Regions from separate parts of the Homo sapiens genome. Here region 2 is linked to region 1. The links are chromatin loops, found by intact Hi-C in ENCODE. Cell type or tissue: IMR-90. All regions are shown on one strand. Each heading gives the region's core, and the rest is flanking DNA. Links, peaks and the distances in the headings are about the cores only.

Region 1 (5,763 bases), core at 1,144-3,643:
TGTGGCCATTAGAGAACTATTAATTTAGTAGTGTATATTAAATGATAATATTTGCATTATCTACTGTACTGAATTTTTTAACAAGTTAATTTTGTCTTATAATTCCATAAATAAATTAATTCAGACATAGTATCAACTCAAGTAGCTTTCATGATCATTAACAGTAAATCACACAATTATCAGTAACTCTAAGAAGGACCAATTTGCATAACTTTTAATACATTTTGAAATGGGTACTCCAGTTCAGAAATAACACGACAGCTTTTCTTTATCATTAATTTATTTAATATTAATATTCCTGAATCTTTCCTGACATACAAAATTTTAACAAACAATTCTCATAGGTAGGCACACAATCATTCAAAATTAATCGTATTCAAAGGGTAATTCATATCAACCAACTTCTAAAACTTTCTCGTTTTCCCCATGTATTAAAAATAACCACATGGAACAAATAAGGTAAAGTATTACCACTGTTCTGTCAGCTGTGAAAGGGAAAACAAGGAAACAGAGCCTATAAAATTGATTGGTAATAGTGCACTCTATACACATGAGAAGTATGGTAATGATTCGGAGCATTAAGTGTTAAGCCACACTGCCTGGGTTCAAATCCTAGCTCCACAACTGACTAGCTGCATGACCTCAGGCCAGTTACTTCATCTCTTTTTCACCTCATTTCTTGTAAAATGGGTGGTAAAAATAGTACCTATTTTATCGGATTGGTGTAAGGATTAAATACACTCATCTATGCAGAGTACTTAGAACAGTACCTGGCACTTGATGTTTGCTGCTATCATCACTTATTTGCTACTGTGTGGGTGTCTAGTCATTGTCATAAATGCTAGAAATAACTTGATAGTAAGAAAGCATGAGTCCCGCTCTCATGAAAGTAACAGGCCGATGTGGTTCGGGTTTGTGTCCCCACACAGATCTCATGCAGAATTGTAACCCTGAGTGCTGGAGGAGAAGCCTAGTGGGAGGTGACTGGCTCATGGGGGAGGACTTCCTTGTCGTTCTTGTGATAGTGAGTGAGTTCTCGCGAGATCTGGTTAAGAATGGGTAGCACTTCTCCCTTCACTCTCTTCCTCCTGCTCTGGCTATGTAAGACATGCCTCATTCCTCTTTGCCTCCTACCATGATTCTAAGTCTCTTGAGGCCTCCCCAGCCATACTTCCTGTACAGCCTGTGGAACTGTGAGCCAATGAAACCCCTTTTCTTTATAAAGAAAAACTACCAGTATCAGGTAGTTTTTTTATAGCAATGTGAGAACAGACTAATACACAGACATACTAATGGATATACTGACAATCTTGTTATATTGCTATACCTTCCTAGACATACCTCATTGTTGAGATATATGGGATCACACATTGCTCCTTTTGTTATTAGTATAGTAGTTCCATTTCTAATTTCTAGAAACAATGGTTAAATCACATCTAGGAGAACTGGTATCAAATGACCCTAATATTTGAGAAGCTGAGTTGCTTGATCCTTTAGGCTCTTACATTAACTATGTGACTACAAACTAGCATCAAGTCATTGGCTTGCAACTGTCCTTCAATATGGCATAAAGTGCTGGTATTAAATGATAGCTCTGGAAAATGGTACTGTTACATAAACATAAACACACACCAGTGCACGTCTACTATTTATTCCAACCATCTACTATTTCTGCTACAGAGACACGTTGATAATGTGCCATAGAGACAAACACAATGTTGTTAGTCCAGCTAAAAATCTCAGCACTAGATAAAGCAAGAAAACAATTTTGTATTTTTGGCAACGCATATGAAACATGCATTAATGAGTTCTGCTTTAAAGCTTGAATATGAAATTGTGGTGATGATATGCTCCGTAAAGAAAAAAATAGCTGAAGAACAAACATGTTCTTTTTCTTTTCCTGTAAATATTCCTAAAGCAATATGAAAATTTGGGTAATATTCTTAATTTCAATGAAAACTTTAAGTATATGACATGTAGAGAGCTAAAACAAATCTAAAAGGAATCTGAAATCCAAAATTAATTCATATATTGAAGGTCTACACTCGTAACTGCTTCCTTGGATCTTTTTAATTTTAATGACCTCTTTTAAGTACACTGTGATATGTTACAAAGAAGGCATCTTATGGGAGAAGGCCATAAAAATAGACCATATTCCTGTGTAATACCTACCTACTGTTTCTGAAAAGAACTGACATGAATGCATACATCTCAAATAATGCAGGTGTGTCAGAGACAATGCTGTCTTGCCATGTACAAGACAATGCCTATGTGTAGACATTTTCACAGGTTAGCAAAATTATACTAAAATTGCAAAAGGTTAAGAAAGAAATTTTCTCATTTTATTTTCAATTTTTCTTGTATTCTAACCTACAGTGCAGTGAAGATTCTGTTCTGCAATGCCAAAATTTAATCATATTGATATATTCCACAATAATAGTTGCAGGATTACACTGAAGGGTAATTTTTTTAAAATCACAATTAGTGGTGGTACCTTCCACATTACATTCTGCCCATGTTATTAAAAGGCAAATAAAATCAATGTATGTATTATGTTCATAGGAACATACAAAAAATCTACAATATAGATATAAGCATATTAATAACTAGGTTTACTTTATCCTTATTTTGAAAGAAAAGGAACCATAAATTGAAAAGCATTATTGTAATTAAGCCAAACGTATTTATAGTAAAATAAGAGTTACCCTTCAAAACCTATTTTTCAGTGAGTGATTCTAGGTCAGCATGTCTCAATGAAAATCACTGAATTTACATTATTTTTATAAGTTATAGATACAATATTTAATAAAATTCAATGTATAATTGGTGGCTTTTGTTTTAGGTTCATAGGTAAAAACTGAAGTATAAGTTTAATTAACATTGCATTTAAATATACTCAATTAAGATACAGTATCTGCATTTACTTCAGTGTTGTGCACTGTCTAGAGAAATTTACTTCTTTGGTATGTCATATTTTGCCTTCCATTACAATAACCAGAAATGAAAGAAAGTAACAAAGAAAATATCACTTCTTAAATTTTGATATAAAGCAAAAAATCATTAAGTTATTGTTAGAAGTAAATTATAATTGTATTGTATTTTATTGTATTGAGTGAGTGATTGATTTTTGAGACAAGAGTCTCACTCTGTTGCCCAGGCTGCAGTGCAGTGGCACCATCTCGGCTCACTGAAACCCTTGCCTCCTGGGCTCAAACAATTCTCCTGCCTCAGCCTTCCCAGTAGCTGGGACTACAGGTGCACACAGCCATGCCTGGCTAATTTTGTGTATTTTAGTAGAGACGGGGTTTCACCGTGTTGCTCAGGCCGGTCGTGAACGCCTGAGCTCAGGCAATCCGTCTGCTTCGGCCTCCCAAAGTGCTGGGATTACAGGTGTGAGCCACCGTGCCCGGCCTATAATCATATTTTAAAGTAGAAAAATAATTTTAAAAAAATCTCAACGTAAGTGTAAAGGTGAGGATTTACCCTACTGAATAATGAATCTTTAAGCACAAAAGATTGTTTAAAACAGATAACTAACAGGAGCTATACTTATTTCATAAGAATTTCAGAAAAGTCAAGGTAAAGTAAAAGAGAAAATGAGGTGTCTTCTTTATTGTCACAAAGTTCAAGATAAAGAAAAGCGATTTAACTTTTAGGTTTATATCTGGACTTTCTCTTTAACTCCTTGTTTATTGTTACATTTAAATCTTGATTTAGAAATTAGTTTTTCAGTCTGTTTCTTTAAAAAATATATTTACGACTTGTTATAGAAACTCTCTTGGCCTCTCTCTGAATTATTTTTCAGAGTCTGTGTTACAAATTCTCAATTATTCACTTTGGCAAAATGCAATTTCTCAACTTCTAACCCCAAGCAATAGATAAGAGGATTATATTAAAAAAGAAAGAAAGAAAGAAAAGAAAACGACTCTTCAAATAGACTAGTATTTAACAGAAAAAAAGGAAACTCTCTCAACTACTTGTGCCTTTCAAACTCAATAAAATGACTCCGTATATCTCAAAATCAAATACCCAATTCTCTGTTCCCTGAAACAATTGCCTAAAAATATGTCAGTTCAGATTTGACATAATAAAACCATATTTTAGTCATTGACAGAAAATTCATATTGTGTCTAGAGATCCACCACATAAATTCAGAGTTAAAATACAAGAAGCCTAAGAAAATTTCATAAAATATCTATATGCTTTGATTTTTCAAAAAAAAGAAAAATTAAAATGATACAACCAATTGTTCATTAAATAGTACTGTTTTCAAAGATACAGAGTTCCAAATAGAATTAGAACCAAATTTTAACTTTTCATCTTTACGAAGACACTTTTTAAAATTAAATATATATGCATATATATGAATTTAAAGCAAATGTGTTAATATATTAGTTACTTAAGGCCTACAAGCAAACTTAAAAACTGTATTTCAAAAACAATTCTTTCACACTTTGGCAAAAGGAAATTGTGATTTTGAAAAACATCATTAGAAAACTGGCCTGCTGTGTTTCTAGGATATTTTAGCAAACAATTAACGATACCAAGAGCCTCCAGCAGCTATATTTGCAAAAGGCTTCAGTTTGAAAGACTGGGAGAGTGAAACTTAAGATATCTTGCTAAATTACTGTAAAATTCTAGACTCCACTCAAGATTTTACTTGTTAAATTATTATTATTGGTTTTATTTTTAGTGCCAATTTCACTAAGGAAGCTTAGCATGACCAAAATAAGTGAATCTTCCACACAGCTCAGAGAGATTAAAAATGTGATATCTGGAAAACCACTTTTAAAATTCTACAATAATATAGATCGTAATTCTCAAAACAGAATACTGTTGATACAATTTTTGAAACTATAATCAAATACTTCCTGTTGCTATCCATCATACCCAAGGAAGAATACAATATATTAATAGATTATGTGAAAAAAAATAACTATTCTTTACTTTTGTCTTTTCTAAATACATTTATTTTCTAAACGTGCAGGCAACACTTCAGGGAAAAAGACTTTATAATTCCATCCGTTTATTTGTTTTTACAGAATATCAATATCATAAAAAAGGTTCTTATATCTCAGAAATCCTAAATCAATATATATTGGGTTTTCCCTCACAAGAAAATTATACTCCATTAAGAGATCAAAAATATTTACTTCTAATTTTGAAGTTACGTAGAATTCTCCATAGAATGGAAAATGACAAAAAACAATTTATCAGTAGATCCTATGGTTATTTATAAAGAGTCAGAGTACTGTAAAAATAGTATTTTCAACACTACAAATGAGGATTATTACTTCAGTTTCTAAAGAAATGCCTCCCTCAATGCTTTCTTCAAACACTCAAATCCCAGCTTAATAAAAACAAATGGCATTCCTCATTTCTTCAAAATTACACATTCGATATCATAAGCCTTGCTGTTTTAACAAGATGCTACACTTTCCAATTTAGTAATTAAGTACTCATAAGCCTGAGTTTAGGCTGCAGTGTTCTGGGGATGATGGGCTGACTATAATAAATATATTTATAATCGTCAAATTCATGAATTTATTTATATTAAAATAAAATAAATAAAAAGGTAAGTTAATATAAAAACGTAGCCTGACTAATCCATAAAAGTGGTCTTTGGTATTTCATCACAGAACTAAATAAATTATAAACATGTATAGTATCATTAGAAAATTTTAACATTTCTATCCCTCAGTAATTCTACCCACTTCTGAAAATTACAGACTTTTAACTTGCCAAGCTAAAAGACTGTATTTT
Region 2 (5,763 bases), core at 1,415-3,914, 78 kb before region 1:
GTGTTGTTGTGTTGAGAAGTTGCGCTCCATGTTGCACCCCCCACAAAGTTGGATATAATAACAGAAACAAAAGATGAATCAGGGTATGGCAAGATCTTGCCCCTTTTCCAGGAGGGTAAAGTAGCATAGGATAGGAGTAAAGGTGGCTGTGCAGGGTGTTCAGTCAGATGAAACTGAGACAGCCTCAAAGTGGCAGCCTGCTCCAACCCCAACCCCCACTATGCCCAGGGTGTCACGGTAGGGCAGCCATACATTTTCTTGAGTGAAAAATGGCACGGAAATGACTAAGAGAAGAACAGAGTTCAGAAAGGGTCTTGTGATGAGTGTGGACACATGAGGCAACAGCGGCTGGAACAACAGAACTATTTCTCACAGTTGTGGAGGATAGAAGTCCTAAAAAATAATTGTGGGTAGGACTTCAACATATAAATTTGAGAGGACACAATTCAGCATATGGCACTCACCATCCCGTGACACTTTCATAATCTCATTCCTAGGATGGGATAAGTTAATAAGAAACTCTGATTTGACTGTGTCTACTTAATGAGTTTCTACCACTGGTTGGAATAGTGGCTCAAAATTAAAACTTAGTTCACTTAAAAGAATAGATGTTTATGTTTCTTATACAGCCTAAGGTTGCCTAGACAATCTTACTCTCACATACATTTTGTGAAAATGCAATCTATCTTTATATTAAGTTTGACAAATTGCTTTATCTACTCCACAATAGAACATAGGTATTTTTTTCAAGTTAGGGTGTGTATCTATCTATCTATCTATCTATCTATCTATCTATCTATCTATCTATCTGTCTATCTATCTATCTGGATATACACAGTATTGTTTATATACATATATGCACAATATGTCTTATATAGGTTGGTGCAAAAGTAATTGCAGTTTTGCTATTATTTTTAATGGCAAAAACAGCAATTACTTTTTCACCAACATAATATATACTTGTGAAGGTTCATTCTTTTATAACAACTGAATAGTATTATGACACAGCATGAATTCCCTTTTGATGGGCATTTAGGTTGTTTTTAATATCCATGTAATACTTAAATAATCCCTTACATAACTATTCTATAGAATTCTACAGGATCCATTCAGAGAAATGAAAAACTGAAATTGTTTATCCATATAAACAATTCTGGCAGGTACTGACAAAAAGTCTTCCCATTAAAATTTTTGTATGTTTTCATCATAAAATATTACACTTTCAGTGCAAACATTTAGAAAAAACAAAACTACAGAAATCTAAAAAACACTGGGAAAAGAGAAAAACTAAAACTATCCATAATCCATTACCCAGGGAAAATTTGGTTTGTTTCTTTCCTTTTTTTTTTAATATACAAATATCATCAAAATCAAGATTGTACTGCATAGTTCTGCTTTGCTATCTTCCTTGTATCACTAACATGAGCATTTTCCTATGCTATTCTATATTCGGAGGGATTTTAAAAATTGTAAAGAGCTATTATCAGTTAATTTTTAAAATCATTTTTATTTACATATTTATATATTTATAATTTTAAATTTTGAATTCATAAATACAATTTTTAATAAATTTACAGAGCTCTACAAACATCATCCAATCCAATTTTATAAATTCCCATCAATGTTTTGAGTCTTAGTTTGTCTTTTTTTCAATTATTAATTATAATTATTAAATCCTCTTTGGTTTTTAAATTTGCCTACCACTTTTCTTCCCATTTGTAGACAGTAACAGCAAAGGCCAGAATTTAAGACCCGTTGGAAATGTTCCTCAAATTAAACCGTGCATTCTTCACGCAGGACCAGTTCTCTGGCCATGAACGGAGAGGAATGGATGTACTCTATCCTACACTACTTCTAAAATACGTACATATGTCAACACTCAGACCTTACACCAAATAGAGACTATCTCTAAAACATTTGTCTTCTCTGAGGAGTTGTATCTTTGCCCTTTTACTTCTCCACTGTTCATTATATTGTTATTTAGTATTTTCTTTTCCCCTTCTCTTTCATTCAAGCAGGATCTGTTCATTTATGATGTCCTACTGCCTTGTTTCCCTGTGGCACCATCAGAACTGCTGCTATAGACGTGGTGCTATCCCATGGGAACTGGAGAAGCAGCATGAAACAGATGTGATACTTGTCGGTTTTATTCCTGCTGCTCCTGAGAAGGAAGTCCTTTGTTCAAGAACAGAGCAGGCATGACCACCCACTGAGGGCATTAACTGGTAGGAAAGAAAAAGGGAAACTGTGCCTTTGCCTCTCTTGAAAACTTCTCTTCCCTAGCAGAGTGACTGCATTAGCTTCACTGTTGCTTCTGCTGGCATTACTGGGAAATCACTGTTTGTAGGAGAAGCAGTAGAGGGGGCACTGAGCTCGAGGGAATAACGAAAGTTTTGAAATATTGAATGGCTGAATCACCTTGGGAATGGAATCTACTCTCGAGTTAATGTTAAAGAGGAAATTTGAGAAAAAATTGTAAAACACACATTATTATTCCAATTGGCCTTCATACTTCAGTTTTTTAGTTTCCTTGTCTTTTAATAAATAAAAGTGTATTTATGTGGGGGTGTGTGTTTGCATTAAACTACTTTTGCAGTTTCAATTCAAGTAACGTATTCCTGTGTACTGCAATGCTGCCAGGATTCAGGGTGTGTGTGTGTGATTGTGATGTACTGTTGTGGGGATAGTTACTCTTTTTTTAAAAAAAAAAAAAAACCTTTTTTTAATTTTTAATTTTTATAGGTACATAATAGGTCTATATATTTGTGGGGTACATGAGAAGATATTTTGATACAGGGATACAATGTGTAATAAATCACATCAGGGTAAATGGGTTATCCATCATCTGAAGCATTTATTCTTTGTGTTATAAACAATCCAATTATATTCAATTATTTTAAAATGTACAATTAAATTATTATTGACTACAGTCACTCTGTTATGCAATCAAATACTAGATCTTATTCATTCTATTTATTTGTACCCATTAACCATGGGGCTAGTTACTCTCTATAGAATGTAGAAGGATTCTTAATTATCCATTTCTCAAATTAAATTTCAATAAAAGCAAGAGGTGTAAAGAAACTGTGAATGAAATAAAGCTTAAAATGACCGTGGAATGAAAAAATGTTATAAAAAGAATACAACAAACGCTGGGCATTAAAAAAATCAATAGAAAATCTCAAAGTTTATTACAGGGTGCTTGCATAAGGTAAGCATTTTTCTTCTCAATTCAGCTCTCATGTTGCCATTTTCTGGTTTTGCCATTAGAAAGTAATCCTAGAAAGGCAGGTAAATATGTTCAGGAGAACAAAAGTTTGAATTCTAAATAGAACAAAGAATCTTTTGATTAGTGGTTACTATTTCATTGTAATTAAACAAAAGTAGTATGATCTGAGTAAGGACCAAAGAATAAGGAACTCCTCATTTCTATGGAAACAACGAAAATTACTCCTTTCAGCAGTGTTAGGGCAATCTTTGCATTATACCACTTTTGACAAATTTAATTCAAATAATTCTCTCCTGAGCATTGTACTGTTCTCAGGATTAATTAATATCTACAACATAAACTGCTTTTAAAATGTCAGTTAACGTAAGCGCTATAAAATATTTTGGTTGGATGGACACAACAGGGATTGATTTTCAAAAAAAAAAAAAAAAAAAAAAAATCCCGAGGAATAAAGAGAAAAGAAAGAAAGAAGAAAACAGAAAATGCAAAGAATAATGTGAAAGAATAATTTAACTGGGTTGGGAACTCAGTGGTCACAGCTGACACCCTGGAAAATTATGATGCCAATGGAATTGCATTAAATTCCAAGCCTCACTGATTATACCTTAAATAACCATAAGGGTGGATCAGCATGGGCATTTGGATTATTCTTTTACATCATAATTTTGGATAGGATACTTTTCTCTGTGAAACTATCAATTTTACCCTCTTTGGAATTATAACATCTCCAATAAGGAAACATTAGGCTTTAAAGCTTCTCTGGAAGAAGCATAAAAACTGATTTATATCTAATGACAAATCAGGACAAGGGATCTGAGAGCTGATGCTACAGAAATATAGAATTATTGTTTACATTAGGAGAAATACTTTAATGCATGCCATTTTGTGCTATAATAAGATTAAAATTGTTATCTTTTTTGTTTTGTTGCATTGATGAGATTAATACCAATTGTCTTCACTGAAGAATGACTACAGAGGCCTTTTTATGCATTTATATCCCCAATCTACTTCCTCTTACTCCACTGATACACAGTATCTTTTAAGAAACAACATCTTTCAGCTTTGCCATTTTTATCCCCTTCATCTAGAGTAGCCTGTTGGCAAATCAGCGGCATGTCAGAAACGGGTGAGGAACATGAAGATATACAAGTGTGAATTTCATGAGGCCTGATGCTCCTACCATGCCATGTATTTTTGGCCACTAAAACACTACAAATTCTTAGCTTCAACACCCCATGTTGTGCATCTCATCCCAGTAGCAATTACAGCTAGAGTCCAGCTGTAAAAACCTGATGGAGATGCTGTGCACATTCAAAGAACCAAAAGCACAATTCATTAGGAGTGCATCACTTGTTTTCCAAGCGTTTTCGCTACAGGCACGCACTGGCAGGGCAGGGCTATTCCCATTCTTTCCTCTTGTGCACTCCATCGAGGGCAAACCACTGCAAAGTAACCCAGAAACTCACGATTACCTCAGATGCCATTTAAACCCTTCCTTCATGCATTCAAGGGAAGGAAATCGGATCGTAGCCGTAGATGAAAGCAGAAGGTATCGGGCAAGTTCTCTCTCTTTCTAATACTCCAAAGAAACGGAATCAATCAGATCAAGCGGGAAGTAAACTAGGACTGCAACTGAGTAACGGGCAGGTTAGACATTTTGATAGTTCTATATATTTACTCAGAAGGAAATCACTGTAAACATGTATGAATGGTAGAGAGACATCTAGGTAAAAGTGTTTCTGAGGCACATAAAGGGTACCTGAGGGACAGAACCACACCAGAAGTGATTCTGAATCTCAGCTGGGCTGGTGACAGTGCAGCAGCTGGAGGCTGGGGGAGAGAGCACAGATGAGAATCTGTGGGATGCAGAAAGGGAGACTGTGTGGTCTGAACTTCAACTCCAAAATGTTGTACCCTGTGGCTTCTATTTAAGCATCACTGGCTAGAGACTATATGTAGATTCAATCAACAGAGCAAGGGCCAAATTCATCAATAAAAAAGACCATTAGCACATGGATTGATAGGATCTTGCTTAGGGTTCCGTAGAAATGAGGGCTCATCTGTTAGCTCAAATAAGGCCCCTGTCCTTTTTTAAAATGAAACAAGTATTTGAAAATGTTAAGAGCTGAGCCCTGGTTTATTTGAACAAAATGTGAAAAATAAGCACAATTGTAGAAATTCAAGTACATCACAGTTTACTTACAGACAATTACGATTCTAATGAAGCTCAGAGTACTTAGTTCACACACACGAGTGATCTGAGTTGGACAGGAACAATAAATAGGGTCCCAGTTAACAAATGCACTAACCATTAATATCCTTTTGAAAGCCGCAGTTTGCTCTGACCCTATGAACAGGATTGGTTTATAAACAGGTAATAATTAGATACAATGTTGAATAGAAAAAGTCATTTAATTTTGATTTTACATGAGATTTTATAATTTTGTTTTAAAGTTCTCCGAAAAAAGCTCCACAAAAAAACAAATACAGAACCTAGGACAATCTTGTAGAAGAAGAAAATGTCTGGTAACCAT

The links. Hi-C counts contacts between places; a loop is a spot of excess contacts. Peaks named below come from ENCODE experiments on the same cell type or tissue, not always from the same donor. Only the 100,000 strongest peaks of a DNase experiment are listed, where the experiment ranks them.
Region 2: a loop joins it to region 1, with 2.4 times the contacts of the local background. A loop is called at or near these places in 3 of 110 quality-filtered maps.

The regions. Positions count from the first base shown.
Region 1 is chr4:182,479,162-182,484,924 of GRCh38, reverse strand. The region is part of intron 3 of TENM3 (teneurin transmembrane protein 3); the gene reads right to left. Among named protein-coding and RNA genes, the nearest start is that of TENM3, 240 kb to the right of the region's middle. In IMR-90, for the core only: no CTCF peak of the experiment used is centred there; no DNase peak of the experiment used is centred there.
Region 2 is chr4:182,557,033-182,562,795 of GRCh38, reverse strand. The region is part of intron 3 of TENM3 (teneurin transmembrane protein 3); the gene reads right to left. Among named protein-coding and RNA genes, the nearest start is that of TENM3, 320 kb to the right of the region's middle. RefSeq lists an enhancer at 1,700-2,553. In IMR-90, for the core only: a CTCF peak has its summit at 2,354; a DNase peak (open chromatin) is centred at 2,375; H3K4me3 peaks cover 307 bases; H3K27ac peaks cover 372 bases.